2 separate regions of the Mus musculus genome follow, and region 2 is linked to region 1. The links are chromatin loops, found by intact Hi-C in ENCODE. Cell type or tissue: left cerebral cortex. All regions are shown on one strand.

Region 1 (8,000 bases):
TAACCCACTCACCACTGAAGCTCAACACACCTTGTTATACCAGGCAGAAACAATGAGTTTTTCCTCATAATCCCTCAATTTTGCTACTTTACATTCACTCTGCAATAGAAAAGAATGACTCAGACAGTTAAGATGTCGATATAGTGTCCCCCAAAATTACATTCACTCTGCAATAGAAAAGAACAACTCAGACAGTTAAGATAGTGATAGTGTCCCCCAAATTACTGAAAACAAAGTAAAATACTATCTCACTCCTGGGAGAATAGAAATACATGCGTTAGTGAGGTACATAAATAACTAAAAATAAAGGAGTGAATTATGCAGAACACAATCAAAACAGCTTTTGGAAAGACAATACAATGTGAAGAATCTTCATTTTAGAAATGTTACTCAGAAATAGAAATTTAAACACATATACAAAACACCCTTTATGATCAATTCCTGTACTACTAATTCTTATGATCTGAGACAAAAGCAACTAGCTAAAATATCAACATGGCACTGTATCTAAGGAGTCAAAACTAAGAAGAAAGGACAGAGCAAACAAACTGCTAGGCTCCTCAGCACAACATTTCCTTATTTCTTCTTGGCTCCTTTTTTTACCACTCACCATGACTATATCCATGCACTAATGTACAAATTGATGGACTTTTATTATTCTAATACAGACAGTTCTATAATTCTTATAAGCAACAGGTATAGGTGACACACATAAAAAGTATACATAACAGTGAATGCTTGAATCTTCCCTAAAAAAAACAGCCTCACAGGACAGAGAGTATGCAGGTCCAAACACCTGGAGAGCAGTCCCTGCAACTCAACTTCTCTTTTTTCTTATGTACAAGGAATGAATGAGCAAAAATTAAGCACCCATATGCTTTGAGTTAATTGAGGCTTTTCCTTCAGAATCATCTAGTGAGTATCATTGCTTTTTTTGGAATATACTTTGAGTATTAGCAATGGTGTGCATTGGTTCCCTCTGTAAAATGAATGGTCAACACACTTGGAAAACTAAGATTTCAAAAATTATCCAGTCAAGTATCCTTACTTTAAATAGGACAAACCCATGCCAAGAATCAAAAGCGAAAGATGAAGACTAAGATAGATTACCAATACAGCTGCAAGTCCAGCCTCAGATTTATAAAACAGTTAATGCTACAGAAATGCAAGACACACTTCTTCATCCTCAAGACACTTCAACATGTATCAAAAGATAAAAATATAAATAGATAAAGATATAAATATAAAGAAGGCATACTTCTGCCATGCAATGCAAGAGGACTCAAACATGGTGAGAAGTTCTGTTTTGTAAACACAGGCAACATGTCATAGAGGGAGAGAGTTGGACATATGAGTTAGAACTTGACAAAGCAATGTATTTCTTCAGACGTGCACTTTGCCTGTGCATTTCATACCCATGGCATTGTCTGGACAAATGATGATAGCAGGCACACACCAGCCTTGTATATAGATTCTGGGTGTAGGAAAGAACATGTTAGAAGTTTTGAGTGAAAATAATTCCATCACAGCTCATAATTATTTGGTGGGAAATCATACAAGGTAAAGGGTATGAACAAACTGTTCTAGTTATGTGAGAAGAAGCCAATCATAGTTCATGGGGGAAGTCAAATAACACAGCTCAGCATGGCCTCTAAAGGAGTATGTATCCATTCCAAAAATAGTAACTCTGAAAATAGTAATCCTGTAAAATATTTTACCATAGAAACTAAAAAAGCAATTAATGAATCTTACTTAAAACTGTACAATACCACATCCACCTTTATTTACAAAAATGACTTAAATACTAGTATAAAAATTGTGTAAGAAAAAAAAACTAAGAACTCAACCAGTTATCAGGATCCCACCATGATTAACAAAGGTTTTATGAATGGCAAACACGACAGAGGTTAACTCCCAGGACTCCATGGAGAGGTGAGGCGCTAATGAATGTGGAGATGTTACCTCTAGAATCTCAATTCTTCTTTCCTTCTCCGCCAGCTGCTTTCTGAGTAACATTATTTCTGCTGATGCTGGATTTAATTTGGGATCTAAAGTTTTTATTACCTACATAAAGGAAAAAAGTCCATTTTGACTTTACAGGTATCAAGAACACAAGAATATGCTTTATAAAAATTATAGATTATCCACAAAGTCATTAGAAATTTGTTTACAACCAAACCAAATTCATCTTGTACATCTTCAATGACAACAATTTAGTCTTTCTGTTACTTAAACTTTGAGCACTGAGGTTTGTTTTGCTTTTTAGAATTAGATTTATTAGTTTTATTTTATCTGAGTGCTATTTTTCAAGGTGACATGGTCATGACTCCGTAACAACTTAAGTCAGATCATGCCATACCTGTACTCAGAAGCCTTCTGTTTTCCACTTTACTCCCAATAAAAGGTAACCCTGAATGCAGGGCTTTCACTACCTTCTTAACCTCATCTCTCGGTATCTGCCTACATGTATGGATGTGCACCGTATGTATACTTTGTGTCCACAGAGACCAGAAGATGTCATCTGATTCCCTGGACCTGGATGTACAAATGGTTGTGAGCCACCAGACAGCTGCTGGAAATCAAACCCAGGCACCACAGGTTTATCAAATCTATTTGCTTTTTACTTCTGAATTATACCTATGGTATATGCTTTTTTCTTCTTAGATGTTTAGTGTGGCCATACGTGTGAGCTCTGCCACTGAGGTTTGCTGTTTCCAGGCCTGGCCTTTTATATATTTCCTCAGAAGTTTTTATTGTCTCTCTTCATCTAGTACTGTGACAATGTTACGTAAACCTCGGGCTCCAAAGTTAAAGCCTGAATGACTATTTCAGAGACCCTCCCACTTATGACTACATACACTACAACTAGGAAAGAAATGTCCAACATGTGAACTCTTGAGATTTGGGGTTCAACCTTTGCTACAGCTTACATTGACACCTTAACTGGTAAATATATGGAATCTAAATATAAGACAAATATACTACCAGTATTTTAAAGTTGCACCACCACAAAATCCCTTAATTCATTAAATAAAAAAGAATATATTAACATTCTGAGAGTATATTTATATGAAAATAAAGACTGTGAAAATATATTTTCACAGGTAACTTAGTCAAAGTATAGAATAAGGAAAAGAAAGGCTTTTAGAAAAGTCTGGTGAACATCAAGATAGACTTTAAGTCTCTGAGGTGTAAAATAAAGCCAACTGGACACATTCTCAGAGATGCCCTCAAAAGGTGAACAATTCTGTCCAGTTTGCTAACATTCTAGTAAAATTAACAAAGATTATCCAGTCAAGTATCCTTATTTTGGACAAACCCACACCAAGAATCAAAAGCGAGAGATGAAGACTAAGATAGATTACCAATACAGCTGCAAGTCCAGCCTCAGATTTACAAAACAGTTAATGCTACAGAAATGCAAGACACACTTCTTCATCCTCAAGACACTTCAACATGTATCAAAAGATAAAAGTCTAAGGAAGACATACTTCTGCCATGCAATGCAAGAGGACTCAAACATGGTGAGAAGTTCTGTTTTGTAAACTCAGGCAACATGTCATAGAGGGAGAGAGTTGGACATTTGAGTTAGAACTTAACAAAGCAATGTATTTCTTCAGACGTGCACTTTGCCTGTGCATTTCATACCCATGGCGTTGTCTGGACAAACATTAGCATAAAAGTTTAGGTTCATTGTTCTGAAGTAAAAGACTTTCTACTACAGCAGCCACTTTGTTTAGTAAGTTCACTCCTTTCTATCAATGTTCAAGCTGTCCCTAAGGTCATGTTTACCTGACACTAAGATGGAATGTTACTGAGTATGCAGGAGTCACATAGAAGACACCAGACCTCACAGACAAGGCAAGGCAAGGTAGAGAACAGCAAAGTGACTAGATTCGACACCAAGCGGCAGTGCTCTCAGAACTGAGTATGATAGAACATGGGCACAGGGATCAGCTGAGGGAGGGTGTCACTCACATTCCTGGCTTTCTCTAAGTACATTTTGTATCTCTCCTCCATTGCTTTCATGTCTTCATCTTTCTTCTGAAGAGCCGCTTCAAGTTCACTGATCTTTTGGGCTATTTGTGAAAATAAAATTAAATCAATTATTACCTATTAAAACACTTGATTTGCACACAAAACTTGTCTTTATCAAACTTATTTTCCATTGGCTGGTAAGACTGTTTCCAAGAAAACCCTTTAACTTCTTCTTTGTTATTCATTCTTATCAAAAACAAGTAAGGTACCCTCAATCACTGTCTATAATCTAGACACTTCTGTTCTTTCCAGTAAGCATCACAGAAACAAAGTATACTGTTCACATCAAAGAAAGTAACACACTGCCTGACTTGACGTTTATATTTTAATCCATTCTGAAATTATTTTACTCAGATTCTATAGTATTAACTTGACTAGCATATACAATGTTTGATACTCCTTTATATCAATCAGTTCATCATATTAAATTGATTTTCCTTTAAAATAACATCATATGCAAATGAACTGAGCTTTTAAAAATAGCATGGTTCTTATGCAATGTGCCTAACTACACACACTGTGTAAAGACAGACCTATTTTTATCTCCTTCACTAGAAGGGGCAGAGCCTGAGAAGGCTGATCCAGATTTTAATGAACACTTACCATTCTGACTTATATCTGGCTGAAGGTCTTCAATGAGCTCCTGTTTCTTCTGTAATTCTTCATGGACTTCTGTTAGTTTTTCCCTGAGTAGCAGAGAGAGCATGGAGCTTGGTGTCAAACAGACTTGAGGATAAAAACTTGTCTTCGCCACACAAATTTTGGGCCTTCAGGCAAGAATCTGTCTGGTCCTTAGTTTGCCACAGGTTAAAAGGGAACATATTTTTCTAAGTACATTGATTGCGGTGAGGATGTTAATGCACCTGACACACAGAGCATTCCAAAACTCTTTCCTTGTTTCTCAGCACCTCCACTTCCTATGCAAGAGAAAGGAAGCGCTCTACAGAGTTAGCAGCCATATAAGCAAGGTGGTAATGTCTGCTTGGTTAAGTGTGTCAGATGAGATTAGCATTGGGCTGGCTGGCAGGCATGAGCAGGTGAAAATGTTTTCTTTGCTTTTGGTAGCAGTGGTGAGGAGTCTAGGAACATCAGAGCACAGGCATTCCTCCACCAAATCAGAAAAGAACAGTTTCCAGAAGCTTCTACAACCCTTCCCCTTTGAAATGAAACATCAGTTTTACTTACATATGAGCTTCCAACTTCTGCTTTAATTTGCTGGACTATAAAATTAAAATAGTTGCTGTTAAGATGACTCAGTTGCAAAGGGTAAATTACCCAAACATCTAAGTCTCTGAACATCTTTTGAAGGTATATTATGTAAAAATAGTCTTCAAAGCATGTACTTGTAGCAGCACAGTTTCTAAAACCTAAAATTTTAGGAATAATTTCTATATCAAAGGGAAAGGAAGCGAGAACAGGAAATGAAGTAAAAACACAGGAACAAAGAAAACTTCTGCACATTTTTCAACACAATAAATATTAAACTTGAACTTGGAGAAAAAATAGCAAATATAAGCTGAATGTGATATATTGAGGAGTATCAAACATTTCAGTATCTAGATAACTATTAAAAACTACAGATTTTAATAGTTATCTTATAAAACTACTATTATAAGTAAAAATCACTTTAATATCAACATTAAAATAAGACAACCGGATTTTTGTCAAAAACAAATTTAAAATAGCAACTTTCCTCTTTCAAAAGTAGTACTTTAAATCATAACACCAGTTCTACATTCACTAAATACCTATAAGGTTAAAAGACACAATCTGATAACATGGACAGTAACAAATGAAAAACAAAACATGAATTATTCTTCAAAACACTGCAACCCAAAATGTAGTTTCCTAAACAGGTGCCATCTTAAAAGTATTCCCTAACGTGGCTTAGCATTATCGGTATTAAAGAGGGTACAATACCGTATATATGCACATATGAGATGCCGCCATGCATGAGATGACTTCTATGTTCCAAGTCCCCAGGGAAGAAAGAGAAAACCATATAAAGTATGCAAAACACAGAAAGGAAATCCCTTTCAAGTTTGCCTTTCTACTTTTCCTAACTTTGGAGCTTCCTCCCCCACCAGTACTTCTATCAACTGGTATCTGCTAATACATCCAGGTCTATCTACCTTTTTTTTTTTTTTTCAACTACATATATCTTTCTCAATTCTTTTCTTCCCCACATATATAAGTAAAGTATGGAAAAACTGCTAGATATGTCACAATACCTCTTTTTACGTTTTCTTATCTTAGCCCATATTGTCGGAGAGGTTCTGGTGTGGTGTGTGAAGGGAAATAATGGGAGTGCTGTCTTCAAACTGCACAGTTTAAGTCCTGCACACTGGTCGTGATTGCCTGAATGATCTGTTAGGTGTAATCACTTGGTTCATTCTCATTTTCCTATTAGCAAGTTTTTTCTCAATTTCACTTTTCTTCAGGCCAACCTTAGTTAAATCCCAGCAGATCCATTAGGTTTCAAATTATACCACTCTCTTAAGCCAAGACTTAGAACTTAAGTATAGATGCTGAGCAGCACAGATAGAAATCATCTTATGATACATATGAATAATCTATTATTATTCAAGTTGGCAAACCAATGCATCTGCTATGCAGATATATACGGTATTTGAAGGCACCCTCAATGAGAAGGGTAGCATTTCAAATGCAGACAAGTGTTAGCATAAATTATTAGAGAACTTACAAGTTATGGACTCTATTACTTACACTTTCACCTTCAGACTTAGAGCCCTGTTCTTGTAATGACTTCTGGAGGTCCTCAATTTGCTGCTGTAGTTCTCCGATGCGCTCTTTGCTCAACCTATTGTGATATGAGTTGGTATTTATTTATTCATATTCAATGTCCAAGGAGTTACAGAGTTATAAAAGTGCATTCATGCCTTTAATAGAAATGCTAGCAGAAAGAAGTACAAGGTGATTATCTGTGACAAGCACAATATCTATAACAGGCTGTAATTTCTCTTCTCTTAAAGCATGTATATACATATGCAGAATGTAGTCATGGGTTTATCATGCCTTCTCAATTCACTAGAAGCTGAAACCTAGCATTTACAGGGTTAGCAAGGCAGTATTTTGCTCACAGAAAAAAAGTTCAAGTGTCTGAAACTCTAAGGTCGCTTTAAATCTGGTAAAAGCTACATAAGCACACTGTCCAGCTACAACTGTCTCTATAATGAGTACCCCTGTTGATGAGGTAAGTTAGTACTCAGCAGTCAGATCAACATATGCTTTCAATGTGAAAACCAAAGTTTATAAGCTGTTTAACTAACTTCAGTAAGTTTTTGACCTTCTGTCTCCATGTTCTTATTATTAACAGAAAAAGTATGATCATAAGTTATTAATTTAAAGTGACAACTTAATATAAGTGGTCCCCCCAAAGTATCTGTATGTGACTATTAATTATAAGGGGGGAGATAGCTCAGCAGAATGCTTGCTTGCTTGCTTGCTTACTTGTCATGTAGGACCCCTGAGATTCAGCTTCTAACACTGAAAAAAACTGCTAGAAGCATAGAAGAAAGGCTATTATAGAATATTCTGACAGGACATTCATAAAAGCCAGGTGTGAGTATTCTTTATGATTATACAAGTCTCAAACACTTCAGTAGGACCAGGGAAGCATCCAATTTGCTGCTACAATATGCAGATTGTTCCTGTGGCAAGTTGAACAGAGTCTGAATTTAAGTGACTTAAGAAACTGACTGCATGAAGTGGAAGTGAAACTTTGCCTATGTTTACATACTGCATTGTTTCTATTCTCATGTAATATTTTATCACTAGTTTGTCATTTCCATGTCCAAGATTGTAGAATAACCAATATTATTAAAATATAAGTGAATTTTTTATCTCAACAATATAAATCTCGATAAAGCATTTTATTCTATTTAAAAATTTAAGTTTTGATATGTTAGGTTTTGCTTCATATAATATTGTTGAAATTAAAT
Region 2 (8,000 bases), 1.1 Mb after region 1:
ATAAAAACAGAAAAGCACAGCACCATACACACTAGCTGGGTGTGGTGGCATGTGCATTTAATCTCTGCATTAAAAAGGGAGAGGCAGGCAGATTTGTGTGAGTTCAAGGACAGCCTGATCTCTACTGTGAGACCATATCTCAAAAACAAAATAACAGTTGTCCAGCAAGTTTCCTGTAAGCCAGTCACAATAAGATCTCATTAGTTTCACATTAAATTGGTGACAGGTAAAATAAATCCCAGATTATTTTGGCTGTGAACAATTTCTACCCAGATTTGCTGTTTTAAGAAAGGTTGTTTTCAAATGGCTCTTTGGATTGTACAAGTTACACACCTCTCTTTCGAAGCTGGTCCATTTTACACACCTCAGATACAATGTTAGCAAATCTAGCTAAGTCATAGAGTCTACACATTTTGTGGCTTCTCAGTGTTTATATTAATTTAGCACTGACCTTCCTAAAGCTGGGATAATCTTTTTCTTTCTTTTTCTATTTTCACTACACCTTTTGCTATGTGTTCTTTTCTACCACAGATAAATGGAAGCAAATCCATTTGCTTTGTTCTTTTTGATCTTAACATATTTTTATCTTGGTGTTTTAGCTCCTAAGTGGTAATGGAAAGGAAAGTAAGAAGGAAATCAAGTCAAATGCAGAAAATTGTTAGCGCCATGCTTTTTAAAGCAGTCCTTTGATGCCACCGCCTAGGTCTGCCTTGCCGGCTGCTGCTAGTGCCCAGAATTGGGTTGGGTATCTAAGCAGAGAACTCACTGGTACACATGGTCAGTAGAATACAGTTTACTGAGTGATGATCAGACATTACTTAAATAGTTATTGTTTACATGTTGTGTGTTCATATGTTAAAGATTTTAACCAGGCTAATTTTGTTACGTTTGCCTTTATTTTTGTTCTGAATGTAGCGAACGAGGAGACGCAGGGTCCGAGATCCATGGGGAAACTGGTGTGATGCAAAAGACTTAGAAGGACAAACATTTGAGGTAATTTGGCCATATTTGTGGTTCATCCATGAAACCTTGTTTCATTATTTTAATTCCTATATATTATGCTGATTTCATTGTTACTGTGTGTATGATCTTCCCTATGTTAATTAGTTTATTGAAAAATTACCATTAACCAAGCCATAGGCAAATGGTAGAGTTAATTAGAAGTCTGACTTGTGCTGAGAATTTTGATTCTCAATCTCCACATTGTTGTCTCTTAAGTCAAGATGTGTAGCATGTAGTTACATAAGCATGCACGAGCGGACACACACATACACACACACACACACACACACACACACACACACACACAGACACTAAACCGGCTAAGCACCAGCAATAGGCAATGGTGGTCTCACTCGCCACCATGGTTCCTGTGACTAGCCTGCAGAAAGCCAGCAACAGCTCGCTCTTCCCTTAGCCCCATAAAATGCTTGCTCGCTCTCTTTCTCTCTCTCTCTCAAATGATATTCTTTTGAATGATGTTTGATAACCAATTGAAATACTGTTCTAAATATTATACATACTGAATTATATATATTCAAGTGTTATTTCTACTAATAGAAGTTGGGTCCCTGATAGGAAACATAGGCAACAAATATTGTACATATATACACATGCACACATGTGTACACATATAAAATTTGTTGTCAATAATTAGTGTAGTAGAGTGGAAAGAAAGTATTAGTTTTGTTATCTCAAGTAGCTACTTAACTGTACTAAATCTTAAATTTTAACTTATGAAGTAAGGATGATAGCCCTCTGAAAGAATTTTAAAAGAACTGAGAGGAAGTGTATTAAGATCTTAGTATTGGACATCCAGTAAAGCTGCTCAGACGAGGTACTCAGAAATGTTACCTTCCTCATGCCCCCTACCTGCCCCCAGCCTTACACCTGAACTCTTGCTGGCATAATAACAAGTAATATATGGTTCCTTCCCATAAGGTTGGTCTAAGGATATGAGGTACTCCCAGAGTGTGATGAGGAAAGAGTTCATAAAAAGTGAGATGTTTGAACCCAAGGATCAGGAGAAGAATCACCTCAAAATGTAGATGGAAGCATTCTAGGCTGCGGGAGTTGCACAGGCAAAGGCACAGATATAGGAAAATACTAATATTCTGGGAAAGGTGCATAGTATGTATAATTAAGAGTGTAGAGGTGACTAGATTATGAACATTTACGTAGTTAACTGCACAGCACACCATGACACTATTATTAGTGCTCTTATTATTTGCTTCATAAAGATGTGGAAACTGAAGCATGAAGGCTCCAGAGCTCGGTGATGGTCTCTCAGCTAATGATGTAGTAGAGCTGTACATTTCTGCTCCAGAATTTTTTGATTTTTGAGGACCCCCAGTCCATGGTGCCAGAGATCAAAGCGAGGCCTCGTGCATGCTGGGCATGCTTCACCACGGAGCTACCTCCTTAGCCCTTGGAATCTGCACGCTTGATTGTCACACATTCTTGATTATCACACTGTGATATCTGAGTTGTGAAAGAAAATTCAGCCACCTCAGCCCTGGAAACTAAAAATGGGAAATGATAGACTTGAAGGTTTTTGAAACTTAATGACTGTTACCATTGATTGAAATGGGCAATTCAGAAGAAGCAAATTTTCCTTTTGATGCGGCTATATAATTTGATATAATTTTAGAAGTTATTGCCCAATATTTATTAGTAGCAAGGAAACAATGTATACCAACCTGTTTGGTCTTGTTCTCACATGTTCTTAACTGTTATATTTATTCTGCCCTTTGATTGGCTCTTTTAGCATTTGTCTGTGGAGGAGATGGCAAGAAGAAAAGAAGAGGAAAAGTGCAAACCTATTAAATTTTCGAAAGCTTCAAAACTTCCAAAAAGGTACAATGTTATGTTACATAATGTATTTTTTTTTTAACTTAACACACATGTGTAGAAAGTACATGAAAAAAATGCCCAGTAGTTGCATGTATCCAGGAAATAGGTTTTTTCTTTTTCCCATGCACGCGTGTGTATGTGTGTACACACATGCGCGTGCATTCGTGTTATTGTCTCTGTATGCATATGTGAGCCTCAGGTTCATGTCAAGAACGTCCTCTATTATTCTCACACCTTATTTGTTGAGGCATGGTCTCTATTAAAACCACAACTTGCCTGTGTTGTTAATTTTGCTCGTCAGCTTGACTGGAATTACAGGTGAGCTACTATGCTCACACAGCATATGCATGGGTTTCCGGGACTCCAGACTCCAGCTCTCTTGCTTACAAGACAAGCACTTAACCACTGGACCATTCTCTTAGCCTTGCTGATTACATTTTGGAATTTTTTTAAAAATTATTTTATTTCACAGATTAATAGTTTGAAAAAATTTGAGCTAGTGCTTCAAAGCTCTGGCACATTGAGTATTGGGGATTATTGCCTAGGGGACCTGAGTACAACAGGAGTCACTCAACCCTCGACATGGCCAAATAGTCTCGTTTTCTGGTTGAATTTTGACAAGTTGTTGTGGAGTTTATTGTTTTTAATGTGATACAGTAAGCTGAAATTTATAATTTGCAATATGGTCTTAGTAAATTGAGTTCCTTGATTTTTCTAGGCCTCTTCCTGCCTGCAGATGCCCATTAAGTAGACTTTAGTTTTGGCTTTTCACTTTTCAAAGCAAGATGTTAAGAAATACTGTTGCAGTTATGTTTCCCTGGCAGGGCTTGGGTCCTCATTTATAAACTAGTTAAAGCAGCTCTCGCTGCTTGCTATGTTCAAGGTCTTTATGTGATCACAGTCAATCCCTTGACAGACCTTTGCAGCGTTAGTGTCACACCCATTCACCTATAAGCTAATGGAGTGGCAAAGAGACATATTATATTTGGTCATACTGCTCAGTGTAGAAATTGTGATTTAAGTCCAGGCTTAGAAAGGCCCAGGAGTCCTTAGACCTGGTACTATAATTCTGTTACCTCTTCAAAAGGGAAATTTAACCTTACCCTCTGGGAAAAAAAAAAAAATTTTAATAAGCCTAGACTCCTTACAATGTTTAGACAGTTAATATTCTGGATCTAAATGTGAGACTTTGATTTATTGTGATTTTTAAATTATTCTGTGTTTCCAGGAACCTTTTAAATCAATGCATGGTTTTCTCAGCTTTGTGCTTTTAGCATTGATTGATTGATTGATTTAGCAATTTAGCAACTTAGTATAAATAAAGGTACTATTTCTCCTATTGATCACCAAATAAAAAGGTCTGCTGGAATAAGCCTTATATATCATTGTTTAGTCATCTAATATACTTTAACACAGTTTCATTCACAAATCATATATATCTTGCTTAAAAATCAGATTTACAATTTGTAGTGTCTCGTTTACAATAGAGCATTCCCACTAAAAATGTCTGTGCAGTTTACTTGTAATGTTTATTTTTCATGGCACGTTAATATTAGTCACCTTTGCTTTTCTAGACTTTGACTGGTATTCAGTATCTAATGCATCGGTTTGCAATATCTACTCTTGTGTTCCGTCCATTGTCTCTCTAGCTTTCTGATCCTCCATGTTCCGCAGCCCTTCAGGAAACAACAGCCTGCTCCTGTCTGTGCAGGTTACATTCAGAGACATTCTTCAGTTTATTCACTCTTCAGCATTTATACGTTCCCACTCCATCTCAGTCTGCATTGTTAGTTTTCGTTTGATTTTATTTGTTTTTATGTGTATGGCTGCTTGGCGTACATAGTGTAAGTGCATGCCTGACAGCCTTGGCAGCTATCGGAATCTGCTGGATCCCTGGAACTGGAGTTGGATGGTTGTGAGGGACGGTGTGGGTACTAACAATCAACCTTGGTCTTCTGGAAGAGCATCTAGGCCTCTTAGCCTCCAAGCCATTTCTCCAGCCCATAAGCCTTGTGGGAGCGGGGGAGGGGGGTATCATTTTGTGTTGTTGGTTTTTATCCACTTTTAAATTAGTTTAAAGATCTTTATTCTTTTTTTTATTTTCAAATTCTGCGTGTTTTGGGCCCTGGGGCATAAGCCTAGTAAGACAAAGTACCCTCACAGACGCTCATCAGTTGGGAATTCAACGTGTTACTCCAAGGTGTCTGAATAGAAATATTTCTGATTGAATTTCTTTCTATAAACCTTGTTTCAGTGCCTGGAGATAAGGTTCAGTCCCCAGCACCTACGGTGGCTCACAGCTCCATTAGTCCAGCTCCAGGGAACCTGACGTTCTCTTCAGACTGTTATGGACACCAGGCACATACAAACTTATAGACCTGCATCCAGGCAAAATACTGAGACACATAAAGCAAAACTTTATAAATCTAAGAAATTAATAAATTTTAAAAATTGTTGTGCTGTTTTTAGTGGTCAAACCTTTCTTAGTGTTTCTTTCTGGTTCCAAACATGTTTTTAAATCTACCCTTGCCTAGATTCTTTCTCCTCTCCATTTCTTTACATTTTGAAATAATATAGGGCTTCTTTTTACATTAGTTTAGCAGACTTGTTACTCAATAATTTAAAAAGCATTTATTGAATCTCCATTGTAGTGGATCTATTATGATAGTGTTGGTGTGTGCATGTCTTTCTTTTGAGACAGTCTCAATATATAATCCCTGGTTGGCCTAGAGCTCACTGAGTAGACCAGGCTAACCTCTGCCTCCAGATTTGTGGGATTAAAGGAATACATCATAACACTCAACCCGTCCAAATTTTATGAGAAACTTCTTACTTTCTGTTGGGTTTCATGTCAGGGAAACAGTTCTTTCATTGCAGTGTTATTATCTCTTGTCAGCTGTCCTTGTTTATCATAAACCTTTGGTTGCTAAAAAAAAAAAAAAAATGAATTTCCTGCTTTCTATCAGATCTAAAAGCACATCTAACGTCTTATAAGGGATTCTCCTGGTCTAATTGTTTTTCCTTCAGGCAAAAGTTTGGATTTATATTATTGCTAATTTTTCTAATTAATGATTAATACTTTTTCTCAGTCTCCTTGAGATTATATTAATTTTTTTTCTCTTTCAGCTCACTTGATCCTTTCCAACTGATACCTTGTAATTTTTTCAGTGAAGAAAAGCAGGTACTTATTGTCAATAACTGCTTATAAATAATGCTCCAATTGGATGGGAAATACCCTTTATCTCTGTGTGTGAGGCATGTATATAAATGAATTGGACATGGCAGGCTATATTAAGGATCTGGTAAATGAGTCAGGCAGAAAATGAGAGGAAAGGGAGTAGTTTGCTGCTGGGGCTTTGAAGCTTACGTGTTTTAAAATCTAGTTTGCATTGGACTTTGATGAATGGTGAGACCTTGGTAGGGTGGGTAAGGAGAAAAGATGGGTATTGCTATCAGGGAGAAGAAAGGCTCTCTCTTTATGCTTTCCTTCTCCTTATATTTCAGGAGCCATTTCAGGTGAAAGTAGCTGCAGAAGCACTTTTAATAATGAATTTGGTAAGGATAACACAGTGTACTTTATTTCTTTTTGTTCTTGTTTTCGTTTTTTTTTGTTTGTTTGTTTGTTTATTAAGTACTCTCTTTACAAGGAATTGAAATTTTCTTTTGAAGAAAGGCCAGACAGTTGTATATTTCCATAGTTTAGAACAAAATGAATTGATGTGAGTTTTGCCAACTGACTACCATTATTAACCATTTACCATATTGTAATAACCAATGTCTGCTGTCCGGTAGATGACCAGAACTCCACCGTGTCTAAAATGCAGAGGCTCCGTGTTTGTTCTCAGTAACTGCAGACAGACACGTCTACCAATTGTGTGTGCTAGTGTTGGTCTTCTACAGGAGGTTCTATAGGGACTTCTTGTGCCCCTAGAGTGCAGATTTCTTCAGTGAAAAGGCTCCATCTTCCCAAGCCTCTGAGGCAACAGGAGGCCTGCAGGGCCTCTCCTTCAGAGCATTGTCACTGCACTGACAGCCGTATTCCATGATAGTGAGGGGATTGATGTGGGAGCTGTGTTTGCAGATGTGGTCTGAGTCTGCCCTCATGTTTCCTTTAGCACGCCCACGTGTCTATGGCAGAGGTGATTGGGCTTCTAGGAGGAAGATACTCAGAAGCTGATAAGGTCCTTGAAGTAAGTCTTCTTTTAAAACATTTCAGTTACCAGATGCTATACCAAATATTTTATAGAATTTAGAAAATATAATGAAAATATTGATTTATATCTTTATGTGTGAGAGTATGCAAGTATAGAAAGTTATATGTTCAGAAATGACTTAGCATTCCACATATGAGCATCTGTTTTCTATCAGAGGGAAAGGATTCTGCAGCCTTGGCTACACGCTACCTTCACCAGAGAAAAGCTACAACTAAGGGAAGGAATATATGCTAGTCTTATGGGTAAAAACTGATATTCATCATTCTGCTGAAATTATTTTCATATATAATAGGAACTGTTGAAAATGCAACATTTAGGCATTATAGTGCACTCTGGAAAACTAACCGTTATCATACCTTTTAGATTAGAAAGTGCTAGCTAAAGTCCTAGCCTACAGTCACACTTTGGGAATTTAATTTATTTGGCAAGTAATACAATTGGTTTCACTATAATCCTTCAAGAACAATCTCTTACAGGTCTGTGCAGCAGAACCATGTAACAGTCTGAGTACAGGACTTCAGTGTGAGATGGATCCTGTATCACAGACACAGGCCTCAGAAACCTTGGCTCTTAGAGGCTACAGTGTCATTGGGTGGTACCATTCTCATCCTGCATTTGATCCTAATCCATCTTTACGAGATATTGACACACAAGCCAAATACCAGGTGTGTTGTTACATACCTACATTTTGTAAATTATTACACATCCTCTTGTTGATTTCTATGGAATAACATTATTACTTTTAGCTTTACAATTCTAACATTCTTTGCATCTGCAGTTTTGAAATAATTTGCTTTTTTCCATGAAATTACATTAGTAAGCATTTGGAAGGTCAGCAGTTGAGTATAAGCAGGTTTGTTGTTGTTGTTGTTGTTGTTTTGGTTTAGACAGATTTCTAGAGCCTTTAAAAACTGACAATATGCAATAGGACAG

Evidence for each region. Hi-C counts contacts between places; a loop is a spot of excess contacts. Peaks named below come from ENCODE experiments on the same cell type or tissue, not always from the same donor. Only the 100,000 strongest peaks of a DNase experiment are listed, where the experiment ranks them.
Region 2: it touches region 1 in a loop (3.0-fold over the local background); 2 of 42 quality-filtered maps call a loop at or near these places.

What each region holds. Positions count from the first base shown.
Region 1 is chr4:96,013,667-96,021,666 of GRCm38, reverse strand. It overlaps Hook1 (hook microtubule tethering protein 1), which reads right to left. Exons shown (of 22, transcript NM_030014.2): 16 at 6,766-6,859; 17 at 5,224-5,258; 18 at 4,642-4,724; 19 at 3,979-4,079; 20 at 1,963-2,064; 21 at 31-99. Among named protein-coding and RNA genes, the nearest start is that of 9530080O11Rik, 50 kb to the right of the region's middle. In left cerebral cortex, no CTCF peak of the experiment used is centred here; a DNase peak (open chromatin) is centred at 4,642.
Region 2 is chr4:94,951,906-94,959,905 of GRCm38, reverse strand. Mysm1 (myb-like, SWIRM and MPN domains 1) reads left to right here. Exons shown (of 20, transcript NM_177239.3): 11 at 916-993; 12 at 2,768-2,856; 13 at 5,980-6,034; 14 at 6,358-6,408; 15 at 6,969-7,043; 16 at 7,544-7,732. Among named protein-coding and RNA genes, the nearest start is that of Mysm1, 23 kb to the left of the region's middle. In left cerebral cortex, no CTCF peak of the experiment used is centred here; no DNase peak of the experiment used is centred here.